Regions from separate parts of the Homo sapiens genome. Here region 2 is linked to region 1. The links are chromatin contacts, found by Hi-C or POLR2A ChIA-PET in ENCODE. All regions are on one chromosome and are shown on one strand. The core of a region is the stretch at or near the end of the contact, and the rest is flanking DNA. Distances in the headings are between cores, read along the strand shown.

Region 1 (6,546 bases), core at 2,065-4,564:
AAATTAGCCGGGCGAGGTGGCAGGCGCCTGTAGTCCCAGCTACTCGGGAAGCTGAGGCAGAATGGCGTGAACCCCGGAGGCGGAGCCTGCAGTGAACTGAGATCGTGCCACTGCACTCCAGCCTGGGCGACGGCGAGACTCTGTCTCAAAAAAAAAAAAAAGAAAAAAAAAACTGGAGTAAAATAGCTGTGCCTGTGGCTCCTAAAACAGCAATACCATGCCTAGGTATGGACCTATCAGAAATGCAGACACATATGTACCAAAGCCAGACACTAGAGTGGTCACAGCGGCACTTTCTGTAACAGACAAATGCTGCAAACTGCCCAAATGTCCACTAACAATGCGTGACTATGTGGTATATTCACCCAATGGCCCCTATCACCAATGAGAGTGAACATGCTTCAACCATGGGCAGCATCATGAGTGATTCTCAGAAACTCAATGCTTAAGGAAAGAAGGCATACACTAGCCAGCCAGGCGCAATTGCTCACGCCTGTAATCTCAGCGCTTTGGGAGGGCAATGTGGGAGAATAGTTTGAGGCTAGGAGTTGCCAGAGACCAGCCTGGACAACACAGTGGGAGCCGTCTCTACAAAATAAAATAAAACAAATTAGCTGGGTCTGGTGGTGTGTGCCCGTAGTCTCAGCTACTGAGGAGGCTAAGGCAGGAGGATTGCTTGACTCCAGGAGTTCAAGGCTGATCCTGGGGGAGGCCGCGACTGGAGTACAACACAAGGGGAGCTCCCAGGGTCCCGGCCAGTTCTGTTTGTTGATCTAAGTGCTGAGTGCATGGGCATGTTCAGTCTGGAAAATTCATTGAGCAGGACACTTATGGTATGTCTACTTTCCTAGTATCTATGCTATACTTAAAAAAAAAAGAGGAAAAAAAAGTTTTGTCTGTCTGGTGTCCAGGTAAGACAAGCCTGGTAGTGTCCTTGAAGCCTCAAAGCTGATTTTTCTCCTGCTCCCTTACGCATTTCACTTGCTTCTCCTCTGCACGTGTGCTTAAGCTGGCTGTCTCCCGGGCGAGCCTGCGTGTCACCGTCATATTTATGGTTTCCTCCCACACCAGGCCTGTGATTCACCCCACTTTGGATGCCTTTGCTAACTTATGCCACCCACACTGATCCAGCCCTTGCTTTTCCTTCCTCAGCAGTTAGGCAGCTTGGAGCATCATTAACATGTGTATATTCCCAGTTGTTTTACTTCTGCCAGAGCTTCCCAGCAGACTAAAACCACGGAGCATGCCCTTCGGGAGTGATCTCAGTCCTCCATCGTGTCCACAGGCAGTGCGGATTAAATCGCTCCTCAGGAGCCAGGAGGGTGTGGAAGGTGAGCTTTATCCCTTCTCCCAGAAACTGCTGGCTCCAAGACACCCACCTCAGCCCTCCAGGACCTGGAATGGACTCCCACAGAGGACTCACCAACCTCTTTTCATTCATTGCCTCCCGAGGCCAACCTGCTAGATAAATTCCCCTCATTGCTGCAAATAGTCCCACAAGGCAAGCAGGGAAGAACTAGAGGAGCAAACCAAAGAACAAAGAGTGTGTTCTTATTCTGCCACGGATATATCCTTAACGTTCATCACCAATCTATTTTGATAACATGCAACAATTTACAATTTATGCCAAAATTATAAGAACTGTCCAAATAGTCGTAAATGTGAGCTCTCAAAATTTCTGCCTGTCAGCCCTCTCTCTTCCATGAGCCCCTTCATGCCTTCCTATCTCACCTGTTTCTTTTCTCGCCTAGACGAAGAAATGCTGATCATAACCCAGAATATCCAAGGGTCATTTCATCTTACAAAAACAGCAGCATCCATATAACAGGCACATGGGTAAAAGACTCAAGACATGCTGGTTATATGCTCTCGCAGTTCGTATGAATCTCTCCTTCTCCAAGTGACAGCTGGAATTCAGGTGCTTCTAGGCTCTGTTACTAGCAATGTTAGACACTCCTCGAAGCTGTCAAGCTCTCAGGATTACACAAGTGAAACCACAACCTGTCCTGACTGTATTCAAGTCTGTGCCCCTTCATGCAGCAGAAATGGATTCCTCTTCCACAGTTTCAGCAGCTGTATCCTTCCGTGGAAAAGGATTAGCAGCCATAAGCCCGGGGGAGGGCAGCTAAACACCAGAGGGCAGGAGATGAGTCTCCTTCCTCTCTGTGACACCCAGCACGGCCCTGCCACGAGGAGCAGGCAACCACTGGTGCCAGATGAAGCGCAGCACATAAAACCATTTTCCCCTTCAAATGAACGATGCCTAATTAAGCAAAAGCCGCATGCATGACTTAAGACATGAGGATATAAAATTCGTCTTCCGAGTCAGCTAGAGATTCTGCAGGATCCTCTACCCTCGTAAACGTATTTTTTTATGATTAGAAAAACCCGGGGCCTGGAAGGGACCTCGGCCATCGGCAGGGTAAGCTTCTCAGGAGAGACCATGAGCCCGAGCCCCACAGGGGGATCAGTGTCTGCCAAGGTCACCAAGCGGGTGTGAGGCAAGGGCAGGGCTCCTCGGGGATGCTCTCGGAAAACCCTGCGTTACTTACACACGCAAGGCGTACAATGAATGCACACCCGCGTCAAGCCACGGCTTACAATTCAGAAGAAATCAAAAGGTCGCCAAAACCTGTCTTCTCCGCAAGGCTGGCTGCAGAGAGGGTGCAGGGAAGGTCACCGGCAAATTTCTACCAGCGGCCCCACATCACGCCTCCCCGATGGATGCAGAGAGAGGTTTCAGGAGCTGCTAGTAACCTTGCAGGGGGTTCCCTAAGCCCATCCCAGGAAAACGAGTTAACTCGGCTCTGCTAACTCCGAAGCTTCCAGCAATGAATTAAATCCCGAGCTGCAGCGGAAAGCGGCGGGGAAAGGGCCACTGCGGCGGGACCCGACACCCGGCGGTCCGCCCCACCCTCTACCGCGTACACACCTGCGTGGGACCCCCCGCCCGGTCCACACGGCCCGGGACCACGACCCTCCGCCCGCGCCCCAGCCGGGCTCGCCTGAGGGTGTCGTGCCCTGGGCGCTGCCCGCGGGGTTCGAGGCGGAAACGCCGCGCCCAGCCGGCCCGGGAAGAGACAAGTCGCCGCCGCAGCCCCCAGCCCGCGGGCCCCCGCGACGCCGAGGAGGGGGCTGCGCCACGTACCTCGGCCGGCAGGTGCCGCCGCTGCCTCGGTCCGCGGCTGCAGGGGACGCCGCTCCGCGCAGCCCGCCGCCTTCGTCCGCATACTAATGAGGGGGCGCCGGCCGGCCGCCAGCCCGGTACCCCGCGCCCCCACCCGCCCCCAGCGCCGCTCTCGCGCCCATTCAGCTGGGGGCCGCCGCTCCCCCGCTCAGATGCGGAGGAGGGGCGCGTGGGCGGGGTCTGACGTCACGAGGACGCGGACGGCCAATCGGAGAGCACGATGCCTCCGCGGCGGCCCCCGCCCCCGGGCGCGCGGCCAGTCAGCCCTGCGGTGCGGTGGGCATTGCCAGAGCAGGGCGCCCCCTGCAGGGACGCACCCGGGGCGGGGGCCAGGCTGGGGCGAGCCCCCCTTGGTTCTGGAGAGGAAATGACATACAGTTTGTGAAAGCATAAATATTCGTGAAAATAAGAAAATTCAGGAAGGAAACAAAGCTTAAGGCAGTGATTGATAGGTTATTTCTTGGACACAGCTGAACGTATACTGTGCGCCTGCAACTTTCCGGTGGTTTCGGACCGGACTTCAGTGAAGCCAGTGAAGTCGGTCGACTTGCAGAACTTCCTTTCAGAGGGGCGTACACAGCACCGCGGCCGTGTGCCTGTGATCTCCTTCTGAGTTTGAAAAAGAAGATCCTAGACACCGAGCCAAATATGTTTGCATAAACCGGGAGACTTGTGGCTCTATTTTGTAACAGCTTGGCGCAGGGCAGCTGGTTTGGAGATGTCTCTGTTCTTCCCTTGGTGGGGGTGCCGGAAAAAATGTGCTGCCTGGGCGATCGAGGTTGGGGCAAAAGCGTTGCAAAGGAAAAGGTGGGAGGACTCTACTTTCACATTTCCCAAAAGAGTTTTACCATAAGACTATTTCTGGATTGTTCTAACGTGAGGATATTGGGAGCATTTTGAAAATACTGGAGGAAAAGCTGTCACTGGGCGATTTAAATCCGGTAAGTTGGCCAAGGCAGAGCAGCTGCTGGGGTCAGCGACAGCTGACCCTTGCAGCTGAGTATCTTGCCCTCTTAATCTTGGAGATCAGCCCAAGGCCCATGTGTTACAGGAAAGGGGTCCCGATCTAGACCCCAAGAGAGGGTTCTTCGATCTCACGCAAGAAACAATTCAGAGTAAGTCCACAGTGCAAAGTAAAAGCAAGTTTATTAAGAAAGTAAAGTGGTGGCTGGGCACAGTGGCTCACGCGTAATCCCAGCACTTTGGGAGGCTGAGACGGACAGATCACCTGATGTCAGGAGTTCAAGACCAGCTGGCCAACATGGCAAAACCCCGTCTCTACTAGAAATACAAATATTGGCCGGGCGTGGTGGCGCAAGCCTGTTGTCTCAGCTACTCACGGGGCTGAGGCAGGAGAATCGCTTGAACCCGGGAGGCAGAGGCTACAGTGAGCCGAGATCGCCACTGCACTCCAGCAGGGCATTCCTGAAAATAAGAGGAGGGACATATCCAACTAAGGTACAATGCTTGTAATGCTTGTATATATGGGCAGATGTCTTCTGCTACAAGGGTTTGTGATAAAGGATTAATTTTCCCTAATTACTATATTTTGCAATAATCAATATTATTATTTTTAAAGCAAAATTAGGAATGCCTTTGTTCTCCAGATATCGGGATATCTGGACTCTCTCAAGTCTGGGTCTGTTTAGTAAGCATTATTAATTTGTTCTCTTAACCATAAACACCTAGAGGCTAGGAATGCCTAGCTTTCAGGAAATGCAGCCTAGCAAGTCCCAGCCTCATTTTTCTAGCCCTCACTCAAAATGGAGGCGCTCTGGTTTGAACACTTCTGACACATGTGCTTGATGCAACACTCTTTACCTCTCTTTGTCTCCCCTGTCCTTCCCCTTCTCTTCCAGATTCCCCTTGTCGGCAAAGCCAGGCGCTGATAGCGTTATGGCTGCCATGAGAGTCAGCAGTATCCCAGCTTCCAAGGATGGGTGTAAGGTGGGGGTGAGGAAGAAAAGGAACTTGAAGCTGCCTCCTGTCCCAGAATCACAAGACATCTGTTAAGCCCTTACTACCTCATTCACTCCACTCACATTAGGTTGACCCACTTGGGCAGCAAGACAAGCAGGCCTGCAAACTTCCTTTTCTTCATCAGCCACAGAGACATCCTCAGCTATTATTCTGGATTAAGGCAGAGATCTCCAAACAGCAGACTAAGATCAGCCTCTAGATCTCAAAGCCTTACTGTTATCTCTCCAAGTCAGTGGCTGATCTCAGAGAAGCTTCTGAATAGTGACTAGCAAAGAGTCACTCAGGCTACTTACAAATCCAGGACAGCAGCGTTTTTTTTTTTTTCTTTTTTAGAGACAGATTCACTCTGTCATCCAAGCTGGAGTGCAGTGGCACGATCTTGGCTCACTGCAACCTCCACCTCCTGGGCTCAAGCAATCCTCCTACCTCAGCCTCCCAAGTAGCTGGAACTACAGGTACCCAACACCATGCCAGGCTAATTTCTAATTTTTTGTAGAGACAGCAGTCTCCCTCTGTTGCCCAGGCTGGCCTCAAACTCCTAGGCTCAAGTGTTCCTCCTGCCTGGGCCTCCCAAAGTGCTGGGATCACAGATGTGAGCCACTGCATGCAGCCAAAACCAGTTATTTTTTGGCTGGGCATGGTGGCTCGCACCTGTGATCCCAGCACTTTGGGAAGCCGAGGTGGGCAGATTACTTGAGGTCAGGAGTTTGAGACCAGCCTGGACAACATGGTGAAACCCTGTCTCTGCTAAAAGTACAAAAAATTAGCTGGGCATGGTGGCATGTGCCTGTAATCCCAGCTACTCAGGAGGCTGAGGCAGGAAAATTGCTTGAACCCAGGAGGCAGAGGTTGCAGTGAGCCGAGATCACGCTAGTGCACTCTAGCCTGGGTGACAGAGCGAAACTCTGTCTAAAAAAAAGAAGTTATTTTTTATCAATATATATTAACATGCAATGGATTTATTATTATTATTATTTTATTTATTTATTTTTTACTTGAGACAGAGTCTTGCTCTGCCACCCAGGCTGGAGTGCAATGGTACAATCATGGCTCACTGCAACCTCCACCTCCCAGGTTCAGGTGATTCTCCTGCCTTAGCCTCCAGAAGTAGCTGGGATTACAGGCACGTACCACCATGCCCAGCTAATATTTGTATTTTTAGTACAGATGGGGTTTCACCATGTTGGCCAGGCTGGTCAAGAACTCCGGACCTCAGGTGATCCACCCTCCTCAGCCTCCCAAAGTGCTGGGATTATAGGTGTGAACCACAATGCCCAGCCAGATTTATTATTTTAATGACTTAATAAATATTTTAAAATTTAAATATTTAAATTAAATTAAATATTTAAAAATTTCTCAGTTTTAATTTTTAATTTGGC
Region 2 (6,777 bases), core at 807-3,306, 87 kb after region 1:
TGAATTCTAGTTAGTGATCTGTATACTTGAATATTTAGGGGGAAATGTACTGAAGTCACAATTTACTTTGAAATCCATCAAAAATAAGATGGATTAGTGAATGGCTAGATCAATAGATATGTGATAAAGCAAGTAAAGTGTTAGTGGTAAATGTCATGCTAATGGTGGGTGTTCTCTATTAAATTAAAATAAAATCTTTGTTCTGCCTTGTAAGAAGGTTGTGTTGACATTGAATGGTTGTATGCACTCAGCCTGGCAGCTGGATCCAGTCTCTTTAACTATGTCATCTATGAAGAAATAGTGTTGAAACATTTTTGTACAGAGTACATACCTTACTGTGCTCATATTCCCTTCTTTAAATGTCAAGGAAAAGACATGACAGGACCCACCCCACGTACTTGCCTAGTTTGAGCCAGCAGCTCACCTGGACCTTCCTGCTTTCTGACTTGCAGCTGTCTTTGTTGATGATCTATAGAGGCCCCTCCTCTTTAAGCCTGAGGGGTACAAGAGTCTAAGTGGTTCCCTGGGACCTGGTTTACTGACTGCTGGAACCCTGGAGATGGCATGCTGGCAATGAGAGAATCTTACGGAACTCAACTTGGTACCAATGCCCTAGTGAAAAAGTAGTGGAGTCCTTATATATCAGCATTGGAAGGGCACTTAGACACCATTTTACAGATGAGGAAACTGAGGTCCAGATAGGGAAAATGGCTTGCCCTAGTCCACATAGCTTCATGACAGCAGGTTCTACACCCCAGCTCTCCCCACTCTCAGCCCTATTTGGGCTGCAGCCAACCTGACGGTTTTTTGAGGGCACTGGTGGGAGGATCCCTGGGGTTTGTGAGGTGGTAACAGCCACAGTGTGAGTGAGATCTGGATCCCACCTCTGGCCCTGTGACCTTGGACAAGTTATTTAATCTCTAATACTGGGTTTCTTCAGGAGTAATATGAGAAGAACAATATCTTTTTTGTCAGGGTATTGTGAGGTTTCACTGGAACATCATCTGTGGAGCCATTTATGCAATGCCTAGACCTGGTGGGTGCTCACTCTGTGGGCACCACTGTCATTGGTGTGCTCATGAGCGCACTGACCTGAGATTCTGAGAAACCAGATGTTGGCTCTGGTGCTACCCTCACCAGCTGTGACTCTACTCCTCACAAGAATCTTCAAGGTCGTAGTTTTATCCGGGTTTTACAAATAAGGAAACTGATATGCGTGTCCAACCTCAAATCTTCAAATCTGGATCAAACGCAAATATTGTTTCTAGTCATTCTCTTGGCAGGAATGGTCTCAGCACAATCACCAGTAGGCAAAGTTTATTTTAGTGCTTCCTTCTTCTCTTTCCAATCTTCTGTCCTTCTCTCCCCACCAAGTGAGTGGGAGGAAGAGAAAGTTGGGGACCGTTTGATGTTCCTGGGTGTTAGTAACACTCGAGGGAGCCACACTTCCCAGGGGCCCTCAGGGCAATCTAGAAAGTTCACCACTCTTCCAGCACTGGCAGACAAATCCAGCCAGTGCCTAGAAAAGGTTCATTTGTGACATCCACAAGGCAGGGGCACTCCACACACACTTCGCTGACCATTCGCATCTGCATCATTTGGGAGCTTGTCAAAACTGACAATTCTGCCTCTGCCCCACCCAGACCCACTGAATCAGAGTCTCTGGGGATGGGGCCCAAGAATATGAGTTTTAGGAAGCTCTGTAGGGGATGCTTAGGCACAGTAAAGTTTGAAAAGTACTATTCCAAGGGACCAGTAAGAGGACATAGGAGTGGACCAGTCTCTGTAATTTTGCCATTTTCCAAAAAGAGACCTCTAATCTGTGCTGAAGTTCATTTCCAAGGACTGAGTAGGGCTGAACAGGGTAAATCTCATTTTAAAATAAGTGTTCCCTCATTCCTCTCACAGCCCTCTTCCAACATGTTGTTTTCACCTTCAACAGAATGCCTAAGTGAAAAGGAGGGATGCAGTGTGTTTGGCAGCGTGGAAAAGATCAGAGGGGTGTGAAACGAATTCATATCTGGCATGACCGAGCTCTGTTGGGAGGACCTTGGCAGGGCTTGAAGCAGCCTCAGAAGAGAGGTGGACCCCAGCCAGTGCTTAAAACAAGAAGCCTGTCAGCTGCTGCCATTTTCCTGTGTTATAGGAAGACCACAGACCCAAGTCAGACAGGCCCGGTGTCTAATCCCTGGGACCTTGGATGGTGACTGGGCTCTCTCTGCCAAGGGGATTATGTGTGTTCGAGCACCTGGCACCTAGGAAGCATTCAGCATAGGCTGAAGTAGCCCCTCCTTTGACCCTTGTTGGGAAGGGAAGGCAGTGCCAGACCCATGCCAAGCAGCCTTTCTGGTAGCTGGTCTTTTGGTCACACAGGGAACCCCCAGAAGCCTCGCTTCAAGCCCTCTCCATAGAAAACCCACACAGCCAGGGTTTGCTGTGGCTCTTCTGCCCTGTTGAATGTGTCTCCGTGACCATGTACCCATCTGGAAGACTAAGTGTGTGGCCACCTTCACTAGCAAAGATCACCCTCGCTCCGCCAGGTTCTCTCCTTCCCACTCTCTCTGCACCTCTGCCCTTTGGTCCTTTTCAAGCACTAGCCTCTGTGCCCAGTCTTTGGTGTGGATGTTGGGGCCTTTTTAGCCATTTCTGTCTGCATGACTGGTTAGTGGGCAGGGGGAGTGACGAGTGGGCTGGCAGAAAGTTCCTTTGGATTTCATTAGCCCTCGTGGTGATCAGCATTGAGGTAATGCATCTGCAACATCACGTGTTCAACCTATGAAGAGTAAACTTCCCGCTGGCGTTTCTACTATACCTTGTTATTCAAAAATGGTATATGTCTAGGCCAGGTGCAGTGGCTCACACCTGTAATCCCAGCACTTTGGGAGGCCGAGGTTGGTGGATCACCAGAGGTCAGGAGTTTGAGACAAGCCTCACCAACATGGTGAAATCCTATCTCTACAAAAAAAATTCTGTAAAACTACAAAAATTAGCCGGGCATGGTGGCCAGGCACCAGTAGTCCCAGCTACTTGGGAGGCTGAGGCAGGAGAATTGCCTGAACCTGGGAGGCGGAGGTTGCCGTGAGCCGAGATCATGCCACTGCTCTCTAGCCTGAGCGACAGAGTGAGACTCCGTCTCAAAACCAAAACAAAAACAAAATGGTATCTATCTCCTCCCTAGCCTTGAGTTGCATTGTGAGAGCCTCAGTAGTTCCCACACTCCAGGAAAGGGGGTACAGAAGAGGGAACACCTGCCTCTCCATCATGTTGTTATTGATTGATTAATGTTTCACCTTGGGCATCCTCAAAGCTACCTGAAGAATCTCACTCTGGGTGTTTCTTCTTTTCCTTTTACTTGTACTGATAGGGACCCAGGTTCTCAAATAAGGATTCTATTACGAACACAAGAGCTAAGGGAATGGTGCATGAGGATCCATCCACAACCATCGCCATGTGTCCCATGGCTGAGGCACAGGGCTTGGGGGTAACCTGACCCCACAGGAGGCTATAGAATTAGCCATGCATGTATTCAACAACAACTACCCTAGTGTGCTTTGATCTAAAAACTCATCATGTGTTATCAAAATGCATAGTGGTACAACCCTCAAAGCCAATTCCAGGCCAGATGAGGGCTTTCAGGAGGGAGATAGAGTTAGAGGTGTAAAAGATTAGAGAAGTTTCTACCAACATCGAAGACCCACTCCTCACCCGCTGCTGTCCTCACCTCTGTTTTATTTGCATCTTTCTTTTTTCTTTCTTTCTTTTTCTTTTCTTTTTTTTCCGAGATGGAGTCTCACTCTGTCACCCAGGCTGGAGTGCAGTGGCATGATCTTGGCTCACCGCAACCTCCGCCTCCTAGGTTCAAGTGATTCTCCTGCCTCAGCCTCCCGAGTAGCTGGGATTACATGCGCACACCACCATGGCTGGCTAATTTTTGTATTTGTAGTAGAGACGGGGTTTCACCATGTTGGTCAGGCTGGTCTCAACCTCCTGACCTCGTGATCCGCCTATCTCGGCCTCCCAAAGTGCTGGGATTACAGGCGTGAGCCACCGTGCCCGGCCGCATCTTTCTATTTCAGCTCCTACCTCTCATCACTCCCCATTCAGATGACCCCCAAACTCCATCACCAGAGGCAGAAACTACAGAGTTCTACATGCAGCTGGAAATGCCTCCTGGAGTTTTTGCATCTGGCAGTGACTATCTCACCTCTTAACCAAACTTAATCACTGGCAGGGAGAACCTCACTTCAAATCTGGCCCCCTGCCCAGCTGGGTTCAGTGCCAGGGTGTGGCTGGCACAAGATTAAATTCTGTAATGTATTAGCAGCAGAGTTGCATTTAATAAAAGCCAAGAGCTTCTGAATACACATGTTGGAAGAAAAAAGAAGCAAGATGGAGCTTAGTAGCCAAGCAAAAGCCAGGCATGGGGGCATGAGGTGGGTGATGTTTCTCTTAGGACCAGGGGTCCAAGGATCTAAGGGTCATGGAGAAATCTTTGTTAGGGCTAGAAGACAATAGCAATCAGTTAATTCATTCCAGAAACATTCATTGGCACTGTTCTAGACACTATGACTGAAAAGATGGCACCAGAGATGACTGAATATGAGCCAAGGGTTTTTTGTTTGTTTATTTTTCTGAAAATTATCCCTCAGAAAAGACTAATTCCATGTAGTCTTATATTAGAAACCTTAGTCTCCTCTCTCCCTCCCTCACTTCCTCCCTCTATTCTTCCCTTCCTTTCTTCTTTCCTCCCTTCCTTCCTTCCCCTATTTCCTCTTCCTTCCTTTTTTCCTTCCTTCCCCTCTTTCCTCTTCCTTCTTTCCTTCCTTCTCTTTCTCATTCTTTCCTCTTTCTCTTTTCCTCTCTTTTATTTTCTTTTTTCTCTTTCTGCATTTCTCTTTCACCTTTCCTCCCTCCACTTTTTTTAATTCATCTTTTTAAGTAATGACAGCTGTCTGAGATGCCGTCACCTGAAATGACCTCAGTCAATGCTAGTTTGTATGTTTATAAAGGTCACCTGATGACAGTGGTGAAAAAATCGGCAAAGAAATTTGAACACAGATTTAGTAAGTCTCCCTAGGGATATGACCTCACAATGAAAAGAGTTGCATGTTTTTGTAAATAAGGCTTTTTAAAATCATTTTAAAATGCAACTTGAAGATTATAAATATATATCTCCTGGGTAAATGGGAGGAAAACTGTCCAAATGTTATTTGAATGGGTAATTGTGGTTTGGGTTATAATTCCCAATGTCAGCATCAGATGCAGGTTCAGAAAGTGGTGCCTCTCAAACAAGTTAGGAGGAAGTGAAATTATGTAATCTGAGAAACTGAGTTCAAGACTCAAAAAGTGTCCTAGTGAAGCTGTTAACATCCCCTTTCCAGACTGTGGTCCCAGCTACCTGGGAGGCTAAGGTGGGTGGATCACCTGAGCTCGGGTGTTCAAGTGGTAGCTGTTCTCCCTCCTGCCCTCATACCTCAGCCCTAGGGTGGGGTCAATAACCTCTTCAGTACTGATTGCTGATTCCAAACCATTTGCTCTTTCCTTCCTAAACAACCACTGGGTTGAATCTCCCTTCGAATCTCATCAAACTATACCACTGACCCTGTCCTTCTTTTTTTTTTTTCTGAGACCAAGTCTCACTCTTGTCCCCCAGGCTGGAGTGCAGTGGCGCAATCTTGGCTCACTGCAACCTCTGCCTCCTGGGTTCAAGCAATTCTCCTGCCTCAGCCTCCTGAGTAGCTGGGATTACAGGCACCCGCCACCACGCCTGGCTAATTTTTGTATTTTTAGTAGAGATGGGGTTTCACCATGTTGGCCAGGCTGGTCTCGAACTCCTACTTCAGGTGATCTGCCCGCCTCGGCCTCCAAAGTGCTGGGATTACAGGCGTGAGCCACCGTGCCCAGCCGACCGCCTCCTTCTTGAAGGTACCTGCTGACCCCAGGTCACTTCTCATCTCGATCCTTGAGGACTTTGAGTTCATTCTCAGTCTCTCCAGCACTGTATTTATCTCACACTGATTTCAATATCCACACAGAAGATCCTTGTGTACCTCTCAGTTCTGTGTCCTACTGTCCACCTGGTCACCTCCACCCTAACCTCTCACTCCCACGGTCGCACCCTAGAACTGTCATTTTCTCTGGCTGCAGTTGTCTGTCATCTTGGTTTCTTATTTTTTTTTTTTTTTTTGAGAAGGAGTCTTGCTCTGTCGTCCAGGCTGGAGTGCAGTGGCGCGATCTTGGCCCACTGCAAGCTCCGCCTCCCGGGTTCACACCATTCTCCTGCCTCAGCCTCCTGAGTAGCTGGGACTACAGGCGTGAGCCACCACGCCCAGCCTAGTCATCTCAGTTTCTATGTCCCACTCTCCAACCACTGTGCCCTGGGTTTCCAGCTCACTCTTTCTCTTATCCAGACTTCAATAATCCTTCTACCAGCTGAGACTTAGAATCTATGACCCAACCACCTCTTCATGAATCATTAGCCCCTTAATTGCCTCATTTCACTCCTTAGCCAATGTAGATTCACAGTTGATCATGACAGAACTTCCTTGCCCACATTCCAACTCCCACTATTGGATTTGCCTTGGTGAACCTCACCATGTCTGACCTGGAATAACAAGATGGGAAGCAGAACAACAACCTAGTTCTCTTCCTTTATCTCTCATCCTGCTTTAGCCATTGCTCCCTGCTCTGCTCACCTGTAGACAAAACTGTTTTTTTTTTTTTTGAGACAAGATTTCACTCTCACTCAGGCTATAGTGCAGTGGCATAATCACAGCT

The links. A loop is a pair of places that touch in the nucleus more often than their neighbours do. ChIA-PET counts read pairs that join two places held with the same protein, here RNA polymerase II (POLR2A).
Region 2: a map of sigmoid colon shows a loop between it and region 1 (2.0-fold over the local background). The contact joins the enhancer-like site here to the promoter of ST3GAL5 in region 1. A Hi-C loop is called at or near these places in 1 of 168 maps with a recorded cell type or tissue (sigmoid colon). POLR2A ChIA-PET finds 5 or more read pairs at or near these places in 7 of 52 experiments (A549, BJ, Caco-2 and 4 more).

Annotation. Positions count from the first base shown.
Region 1 is chr2:85,885,676-85,892,221 of GRCh38, forward strand. It overlaps ST3GAL5 (ST3 beta-galactoside alpha-2,3-sialyltransferase 5), which reads right to left and starts at 3,315. Exons shown (of 7, transcript NM_003896.4): 1 at 3,149-3,315. The coding sequence starts at 3,230. It overlaps ST3GAL5-AS1 (ST3GAL5 antisense RNA 1), which reads left to right and starts at 3,605. Exons shown (of 3, transcript NR_110569.1): 1 at 3,605-4,128; 2 at 5,501-5,530; 3 at 6,016-6,546. RefSeq lists enhancers at 1,897-2,016, 2,027-2,156, 2,495-2,995, 2,687-2,766 and silencers at 2,937-3,056, 3,097-3,716.
Region 2 is chr2:85,974,260-85,981,036 of GRCh38, forward strand. It overlaps LOC105374843 (a long non-coding RNA gene), which reads right to left. Exons shown (of 3, transcript XR_940318.3): 3 at 4,862-6,777. Among named protein-coding and RNA genes, the nearest start is that of ST3GAL5-AS1, 88 kb to the left of the region's middle. Within about 2 kb of position 2,057, at least 3 of the 41 ENCODE cell types and tissues checked have a DNase peak (open chromatin) inside an H3K27ac peak, as active enhancers do.